Regions from separate parts of the Mus musculus genome. Here region 1 is linked to region 2. The links are chromatin contacts, found by Hi-C in ENCODE. All regions are on one chromosome and are shown on one strand. The core of a region is the stretch at or near the end of the contact, and the rest is flanking DNA. Distances in the headings are between cores, read along the strand shown.

Region 1 (4,425 bases), core at 1,700-4,199, 58 kb before region 2:
GACCTTTAGACCCAGGCTTGAGAATATGACCTTTGTGACTCAATGCTCCAAGGTACGCTAATCATAAAACAGATAGCGACATTCCTCTACCCACCCGCTTCCTGGGTTCAGAGAATGTTCATTCAAAGAAAGTCACCCTGACCCACCCTGGAACCCACTTTGCAAATGTGCTATTTTTAGAGACTCTATGGCCAAACTCAGAGAAAGGTTAGGAAAATGATAATGAGAGCGAGAAGCTAATGAAGCATGGTTTGAAGGTTGGTTCACAAAATCCCCATGGATGACTACCTTACTATCTGCCCTCATGGGCCCCTTATTAGTTTTGCTTCTTTTATTTACTATAGGCCCCTGCGTAAATAACAAGATAATGGCTTTCTTCAGACAGCTGGTCAGTGCTGTACAGGTTCTTATGCTACGCCAACAATATCAAAAAGTAGAACAGGCTGATACGGGCTGTACTGAGTCAGAGGTTTAATTTTTCTAGTTCTATGATTAGAACTATTTACTAGAAGGAGTGGAGAATGTAAGACCCCAACTCAATGTGTTTCTTAGACCCCTAGAAACGAAGCACAGCATGGAGTTCTTCGTTCTTTCACCTTCAGCCTGAGAGAACCACTGGGTGACTCACCCAGGCACCTGACCCATAGTGTAAGGGACCAAGAATGTTTGCCAAAGATAGCCTGTAACCTTTCTGTAAGAGATGAGCTGTAATTCATCATCCCCATTCTTACAATGTTTACTCAGCTTCCCCATTCTTTGTACTCTTATCCTCCCCTCACTTTGCAGTTTATTCTTTAAAAACCCTCAACTGCAACTGCTGGGGGTCTATCTCCTCTGTCCCTGTGCAGGTTACGAGCTCGGCCTCAGCATGCTGATTCCCGAATAAACCTCATTTGATGTAGTCTCCCCTCCCTCAGCCTGAAACCTGCTTGCTCAGGGGTGGAGCTTCCCGTTCAATCGTTCTGCCATGCCCACTGCTGTAACATGCCACTTTGCTGTTTGGAGCCACACACATGGTCACCCTGCTACTGGATCCTGAGATTATTTGGCGGGAATCGGGCCCCCTTCCCCTGCTTTATAACTGCGTGCAGAACAGTAAAATTGACCTTTGATCAGAATGCCTGTCTTAGCTGCATCATTTTCTCTTGCCGCCTAGCCCCTCTTCTCTTCCAGGTTTCCAAAATGCCTTTCCAGGCTAGAACCCAGGTTGTGATCTACTGGCCAGACACAACAATGTGATATTGCATCAAGAACAGTTTCTCTTGAGTTATTGGGGCGTCAGCTCATCCCAAGATTTGAGCGAGGGTCTCCCAGAAATGGGGGTCTCTCACCTCCAGCAAGGCCACACTTCCTAAGCCTACCACCAACTGGGACCAAGTATCCTAGCATCTGAGCCTATGGAGGGCATTATTGGTTAAGCAATTCCAGGGACCCCTCCCTCCACATGTGTCAAGGTGACAAGAACAACTAACAACCCTGGCTCAGAACAAATAAACAAACAATCACCACAACAAAAACCTCTAGTGGAAACCAGATTCAAGATTAAATTACTGGAGGGTTAGGGCAGTAGTTCAGTGGTAGAACACATATCTAGCAAGCACAAAACCTCTTCAAGACTCACACACAGCCAGGCGTGGTGGCGCACACCTTTAATCCCAGCACTCGGGAGGCAGAGGCAGGCGGATTTCTGAGTTCGAGGCCAGCCTGGTATACAAAGTGAGTTCCAGGACAGCCAGGGCTATACAATCACTAGACATAGACCATAAGCCATTTATACAAAGCTTGAAATCAGTAACTCTTTACTTTGGCTTCAAACAGACATTTTAGGGAAAGTACACAAAGAGAAACAAAAACAAAAAAGCAAACAGCTTACAAAAAGCAGCCTTTAGAAAAATGCACCTGTAATAGCCTTCCTGGTGCAAAGGGGGAGAGAACCCTTAGACAGGATTAGGGGAGGCTTGGTGTGCTTGGTGTGGAAATTGTGACCTTTGGGGGGGGGTGCGGGGGATATAATCAAAGCAAGGTGAGAATGGATGGGCAAGGAGAAGAAACAAAGTATCTAGCCTGTGAGAGGCTGGTGTGGGGGAGGGAAGCCATTGGAGGCCTTGGGGTTGGAGATGGGGAAAGGCAGTGTGTGGCTGGTGGGAGCTTAAAACCAGCTATAATAAGCCACTTCAAAAATGGATGCCTCCCGGGAGGCATTTGAAGAAACAGGCAAGTCAAAGAGAGCCTTTAAAACCATTTAAAAGGCGCCAAATGTATATGAAATTAGCTGAAATAGCTGATGCCGTCTTACGTAAGTCCTGAAGGAGGTTCTGGTGGGGGTGGGTAACAGCTCTAGCAGGAACGTGGAGTTCTTGCTGGATGCAAGAAAAAGCATTGAATGCTCACCAGATGCCCAGTGGAGAGAGAATTTACCCTTTACTGCTGAAGGAAACGGATTCCAAAGCAGATGGTAAGATTAACCATGCCGGACACTCAGAGGACACAAGCCAACATTCTGTCAGGAAAACTTAGCCTAAGCATGGGCTGTTACTGAAGCCAGCCTGCTTCCTGTGAGGGAAGAAAATTCATGATGATGAACTGAGAAGCTCCGTGGGTTGTGAGAAACCTTGGTCATTTAAGAACAGTTACACCTTGGTCATTTAAGAATAGTTACACACCGGGCAGTGGTGGCGCACACCTGTAATCCCAGCACTTGGGAGGCAGAGGCAGGTGGAGTTCTGAGTTTGAAGCCAGCCTGGTCTACAGATGAGTTCCAGGACCTTCACATGCACAGAGGAGAAGGGAGGGGAAGGAAAGAAGGAAGAAATTAAGAGTACCTTGTAGCTTCCCCCAGCCTTGAGGAGGCTGACTCAGACCTGTTCTGTAGCTGTGAGACCACCTAGGGTGGAGTCTTTCAACCTAGATAGGTCTATTGTTCTACAACCTGCACTCTTCTCCAAAACAACCCCGCAGAGGCTGAACCTGTCTTCTGGAGATAAACAACAAGCCTGGCAAACAAGTGCTGACAGCCTGCACCAAGTGCTGACAGACTGGCAACAAAGCATCAAGAGCCTGGTGTGGCGGAGGATGGGCCTTCCCCCTTTATAAGCACAGACTGTTAGTAAACTCTTGGGCCTTGATCAGAATTTGTCTTGGTCTTGTTATTCCCCCACCCACCCCCTCCACCCCACCCCTCACCCCCGCTGCTTCCTCCCATATAGCTCCAGTCTCCCTTTCAGGAACCAGGTTCGTGTGGCCATGGGCGGCTACAGTACCTGCATCCCTTATGCAGCAAACAGTCCCTAGGCAGAAGCCAGTTGGGTTGCCAGGTTGAATACTGGTGCCCAATAAAAAATGGACAAACATACACTAAAAAGTTTCTGTTGTGTATCCGAAATTCAAATTTCTCTAGGCATTGTTTCAGGGAGCACCTGAGATCTTGAGTCCTCCGAAGATGCTTCTGAGAGATTGCCGTGATTAAATTAGCTGATGTGGGAGAGCCCATCTTAATTGTGGGTGGGGTTCCAGACCTGACCAGGGACAGCAAAGGTATGAAGAAAAGGACAGATACACAGAACACACGAGATGAACATAGGATCAGGTGGCTGGGGTTCTACTGCTCGTTAGGTACAACACATGAAGAGGAGGAGTCTCTGTAGGAGGTCTCTTCTGGGAGGAGAAAGCCGAAGTCACTTGTTTTCAAACACTAATCCATCAACGCTCATGCTCCAACTCCAGAGGAAAGCCTTTTTATGCCACTTAAGCCTGGCCCATATAAGTAATGGCTTTGCCAGTTTCCCACCCAGAGCCAATCGGTTTTGGAGTCCTTGAAAGGTCATGCCCAGGTCCAAATACACACTCCTGGTAATAGAGAGATGGATAAGTGGTTAGCACAGGTTGCTCTTCCAGAGGACCTGGGTTCAGTTTCCAGCACCCACATGGAAGTTTACACCTGTCTGTAACTCCAGTTCCAGGGAACTCAACACCTTCATACAGATATACATGCAAGCAAAACTCCAATGAACATAATATAAATGCACACACATCATATGTTATATTATATATAGTTACATATAGTATACTATATATAGTATTATATGTCATATATTGTGGGACTGTGAAAGGCAGTCTGTGTTTTGGTCAAGCAAGGCTTACTCCAGAGACCCAGTAGAAAATTCTACAAGGGACAGAACAGTGAGCTACGCCACCAGACACAAATGCCTGACACTATGAGCCTTCAAATCCATCATTCTGTGGCCATCAGTCACATAGGCTGTCCAGACTTCACTTCCACAGTTGCCTGGCAATAGCCAGGTATGCTCCTCCCCACAGTTATCCTGCAACAGCAAGATAGCCCAGCCCACTATAAAAGGGACTGCTTGGCCCCTCCAGTCTCTCTTGCTTCTCTTGCTTTCTCTCCATCCCTCTTGCTCCCTCTCT
Region 2 (4,729 bases), core at 1,389-3,888:
TTCTTCTCCTTCCTTCTCCTCTTCCTCCTCCTTCTTTGTCTTTTTCATCTTCTTCTTTGCTTGTGTTGTTCTTCATTTTTGTTTGTTTGTTTTTGTTTTGTTTTATTTGTTTGTTTGTTTATTTGAGACAGTCTCTCAATATGTAGGCACAGCTGGTCTGGATCTTACTATGTAAACCAGACTTGACCTTGAACTCACAGAGCTGCCTGCTTCTGCCTCCCAAGTGCAGGAATTAAATGCATGTGCCACCCAGCTTAGCTTTCTACTCCTTGATCCATGGAAATATAAAGAAGCTGGATGCTTCATGCTCCCTACTATGTCCTGGCCACAGACGGGAACTGATTCTAACACTATACAGTATGATTACCCCACCATAAAGGACTGTATCCTCTTTGACCACGAGCCACTTCTATCTCAGCAACCAGAAATGCAACCAAGAAATTGGCTGTGTTCAGTGGGCAGAGTTATGAGGTAAGTGCTACCATGGAGGATCCCCCTTCCAAAGTGAAGGCACAGACTGTATAGATTCCACCAAGGTCCAGCTTCATAGCCAGGCAACATGGATTATTTAGCTCCTACTATGTGTCAAGTGTTCTGTGAAGTTTTGAACTTCCAGGGTCTCTGCCTGTAAAAACTTTTGAGTTGGAAGATCCTTTCAAAGAACCAGAATATAATCATTTGAGATGTTGTGAAGCTTACGGTAGGTTGAAACCCCCTAAATCTATTGTTGTTGCCTCTAAGGCAACCACAGACAGCGTGGGTAGTTGTGGCCATGTACCAATATGGCTTTATGGGCAATGGCTTAGAGCAGAGTTGGAAACACACAAACAAGACCTCAGGATACCGGTCAGGCCCCTGCTGAAGCTCAGTAGGTGGCCTTGTGGTATTTTATATGTCCCCAGCTTCCCTGATCTGTGGTAGCTGGCCGATCCAACAATTGACATTAGTGGATAAACCAGCAGAGACAACGGCAGCTGACCAGAACAGTGTCTGAAGGGCTGGAAGGGTCTGACGCACCATGAGGTTTTCTGGAGCCTTCTAGCCTTTTCAATCCCTAGTCCACTTTCCAGGTCCCATGAGGCCCAGCCCAGGGAGGTTTGGCTATGGCCCCAGACAGCCTTACCTTGGAACAGGGTGTCCTGTTTTCTCTCTTCCCATATATAGTTGGTCTTCTATATTTATAGTTGCCATATCTGAGGAGCCAATCAATAGGACTGAAAATATCTGGGGAAATGCATTTGTAAAGAACACCTGCAGAAGTTTTTCTTGCCATTGTTCCCAACCGGGCACAAGCTGTTTATTTAACATTTATATGGTATCATGTCATCTTAAGTAACATAAAGATGATTTAAAGTATATGGGGGGTGCACTCAGCAGATAATGGTGCTTGCCACACAAGCTTGGGGACTTGAGTTTGGTTCTCAGAACCAATGGAAAGGTAGAAGAAGAAAACTGACTCTACAAAGCTGTCTGTCCTGTGACCTCCACACGTATGTGGTAGCATGAGTCCTGAACACATTCACTTCATATATATATATATATATATATATATATATATATATATATATATACATATATATATATATAAAATACTACTAATAATAATAATTATTAATATAATAATACCCTTAGAGTATGTGGCACGTGAAAATGGGTCCTATACAAATACCATGTTAATTCCTGTAAGAGAGTGGAACCTCCATTGTTCTGAGTGATGACCGTACATCCTCACAGGAAAAAAAATATTTCCTTTCTTTCTTGTGTAAAACAATCATTTCCAGCAAACTTGTTAAGTTATAAGGCTATCACCACCATCAGTCTCTGTCCAAAACCTGCTTTTTATCCAAGAAATGTGGGTGAGGGTTTCCTGTCAACAAAACTGCTCAAGCACCCTACTACCCTGTGGGAAGAGTACCAGAAGCACACAGGATGGGCCCCCCAGAGAGACCCAGGGATGGTGACATGGGAGAATCCCCTGGGAACTGTGCGAGGAACATCTCCTTCATTTCTTAGCCCTTTAAGTGACAGTGGCCAGGTGCTCACATCTGGGTCAGGAACCCTCTGCAGTAGACATGTATGGATGAAACCTTCCCTCAGTGCTACCCACCAAACCCTTACATGCACACAGCAGCATCCCTGTTCCTTCCCACCCAGGTATGGACCACTGGCCTGCTTTTGATGTCTGTGTACAGGACCTTCAAATCCTTTTGTATTTCAGTGAGTCCCCACCACAGGAAGGGGACAGATCTGTACTTGTCCCCAAGGCAGTCGGTAACATCTCAGAGTTATCAGCCAAGTAGATTCCTATTGCAGGGTTTCTAAGACATTGAGATGAAATTGTCAGGAAGGGCTGATACCTGTCATTCTGGGGTTTTGTGGATGAGGTCTGGCCCTACAGCTGGCCTCTCCTCTGCTCTGTTTCTCTGGTAGGAGAAAATTCTTACCCATGCCCTATGGCCCCAGCTCTTTCCTCTTTTTTCGTAGCCATTCTCACCATCGAAATGTCATTTCATCTTTAATTAACAGTAGGATTCTTTGTTGCCTGCAAGAGGATCCAGTTGGAGCTAAATCAAGTAACTAGGGGCTCCTCCTGGGGGCCTGGAGCAGCTTGCAGTTGCAAAGCAGTTGCTAGGCAACCAGTACTGCTTACTGCCTCTGCCTTGGGGTGTTTCCAACAGCCTTAGGCCTCCCTCAGCCTCTTTCTTGGCAGAAAGCATCCAAAGGCACAGTGTGGGGTGAGGGTCCCTAGCTTTGGGCCTTTGTGTCCTGCACAGAGAGGGAGGAGGGACGTTATCCTAGATACTGTCTCTGGAAGATGCCATACTATTATGGTTTGAATATAAAATTCCCTACAAGATCTGGGGAGCACTTGGTCCTCATCTGGTAAAGCTGTTTGGAGGAGGCTCTGGAATGTTTAGGAGGTAGGCCCTAGTCAGAGGAACTAGGTCACTGAAGGGAAACACCAAGGTTCTAGTCTCTAGTTACATTTTTACTTCCTGTCTGCCAAGAAGGAAACAGCTTCCTCCACACCTGTCCCAGTACTGTGATGTACTGCCGCACAGTCAAGCCACCATGAAATGAACCTCTAAGTGTTTCTGCTCTGTTGGACGGGCATCCGGGGACTCGGAAGCCCAGGAACCACACAGCTCTGAGGGGAGGATGCATCCCAGTGAGACACAGGAGCCCAGGAACCACACAGCTCTGAGAGAGAGAAAGCCTCCTCAGCAGAGGTGTTGCAGCTCCCCAGGGTGAGTATCCCAGCCGAGCTGAGGCCTCAGCCCAGCTCCATCTTTGCTTCTTCTTTTCTCTTCAGAGCTTCTTTTCTTGTCCTCTTCTGATGAGAGAGTCACAGCAGGCAGAAAAATCTCATGAACGAGATTTATTGAAAGGTCCAGGGTGTGGAGGGATGAATCCAGGGATGGCTGCCTTCTCTGCTCTCAGAAGTGGGCAGCCGGAAATTGGATAAAGGGCAGGCCTTCTCTAGGATTTCTTAAGGGGCAGAGCTTTTCAGGGCAGAGATTTCCAGACTGAGGATTGGTGGGATTTCAAGCCCCGAGTTTGGGAAGCTCAGAGATTGATGGGTTTTCCTGTTCAGGGATTGGTGGAGTTTTGTGCTCAGGGATTGGTGGGTTTTGGGGGGAAGCTCAGGGACTGGTGGGTCTTTCTGCATCAGGCCCATGAGTTAGTGTAGGAATTCCTTCCCGGCTGCAGCTGGTTTTGCTGAGGCACCATCCTCTGTGGCGTTGCTTGAGGGAGGCTGGAGAGGAGGTGCTGCCACTGTGGACAGCTCCTGTGAGGTATGCAGATTGAGATGTGGTGGGTGGTGCCGCCATTTTAGACATTTTACTGCTGCAGCCATAGGCTTGGCTGGAAGGAGGGGCCTGCAGCTGCTTTGACGGCTTTTGTGCTGCTCCACGTAGGGACCGCAGAGTCCACTAAAACTGTGAGCTGAAGGAAATCCTTCCTACCTCGGGTTTCTCACAGGTATCTGCTCACAGTGGTAAAATCCTGACTAAAATCCATACGCACTCTATCATCGCATCCATCGCTCATTAGAAGAATATGGATTTGCCTCACCTGCTCAGATCTAAGCTCTTCTAGGTACCAGGACAAGTACCAGATATGTCCAGCACTAAGTAATGAGGGTGTTCTTACTTGATCATTAGGAAGATGAATGCTGGCCTAGGGAGATGGCTCAGCAGCTAAGAACACTGAATACTCTTGCAGAAGAAGATCCAGGCGTGGTCCCCAGCTCCCACAGGGTGGATAACAACCTGTTAGCTCCAGTTTCATTCAGGGAATCTGATGCCTCTTCTGGCCCCCATGGACACTACACACTTGTGGTGGTACACAGTCATATATGCAGGCAAAACACTCATACACAAAACAAAAATACATTTGTTTTTAGAGAAGATGAATACACACAATACTCTTTCCAAATGAGAAGATCTAACTGGACTACACAAATTATTACGGAAGTGCAGGCAATTGTTTAGATGCCTTGTGGAGAAGAGAATGTACTGGCCCTTAAAGAAATATTTTAATTCCAGAGACAGTAACTAATACACAAAGTTGGAAATGTGACTGTCTTCCAGCGTCACTTTGTGCTGTTTTGTTTTGAGACAGATTATCAGGCTGGCTTGCAACTTGTAGTGATCCTCTTGTTGCATCTTCAGAGCACCGAGATTACAGGTGAGGACCACCATGCCTGGTTTATTCTCACATTTGT

What was found. Hi-C counts contacts between places; a loop is a spot of excess contacts on that map.
Region 1: a map of left cerebral cortex shows a loop between it and region 2 (5-fold over the local background). The contact joins the enhancer-like site here to the promoter of 4933407L21Rik in region 2. A Hi-C loop is called at or near these places in 21 of 37 maps with a recorded cell type or tissue (CH12.LX, Patski, T-helper 17 cell and 6 more).

The regions. Positions count from the first base shown.
Region 1 is chr1:85,867,776-85,872,200 of GRCm38, forward strand. No RefSeq gene overlaps it. Among named protein-coding and RNA genes, the nearest start is that of Itm2c, 25 kb to the right of the region's middle. Within about 2 kb of position 2,950, at least 1 of the 3 ENCODE cell types and tissues checked has a DNase peak (open chromatin) inside an H3K27ac peak, as active enhancers do; it is left cerebral cortex, where a contact is called at or near this core.
Region 2 is chr1:85,925,845-85,930,573 of GRCm38, forward strand. 4933407L21Rik (RIKEN cDNA 4933407L21 gene) reads left to right here and starts at 2,639. Exons shown (of 3, transcript NR_037692.1): 1 at 2,639-3,248; 2 at 4,627-4,692.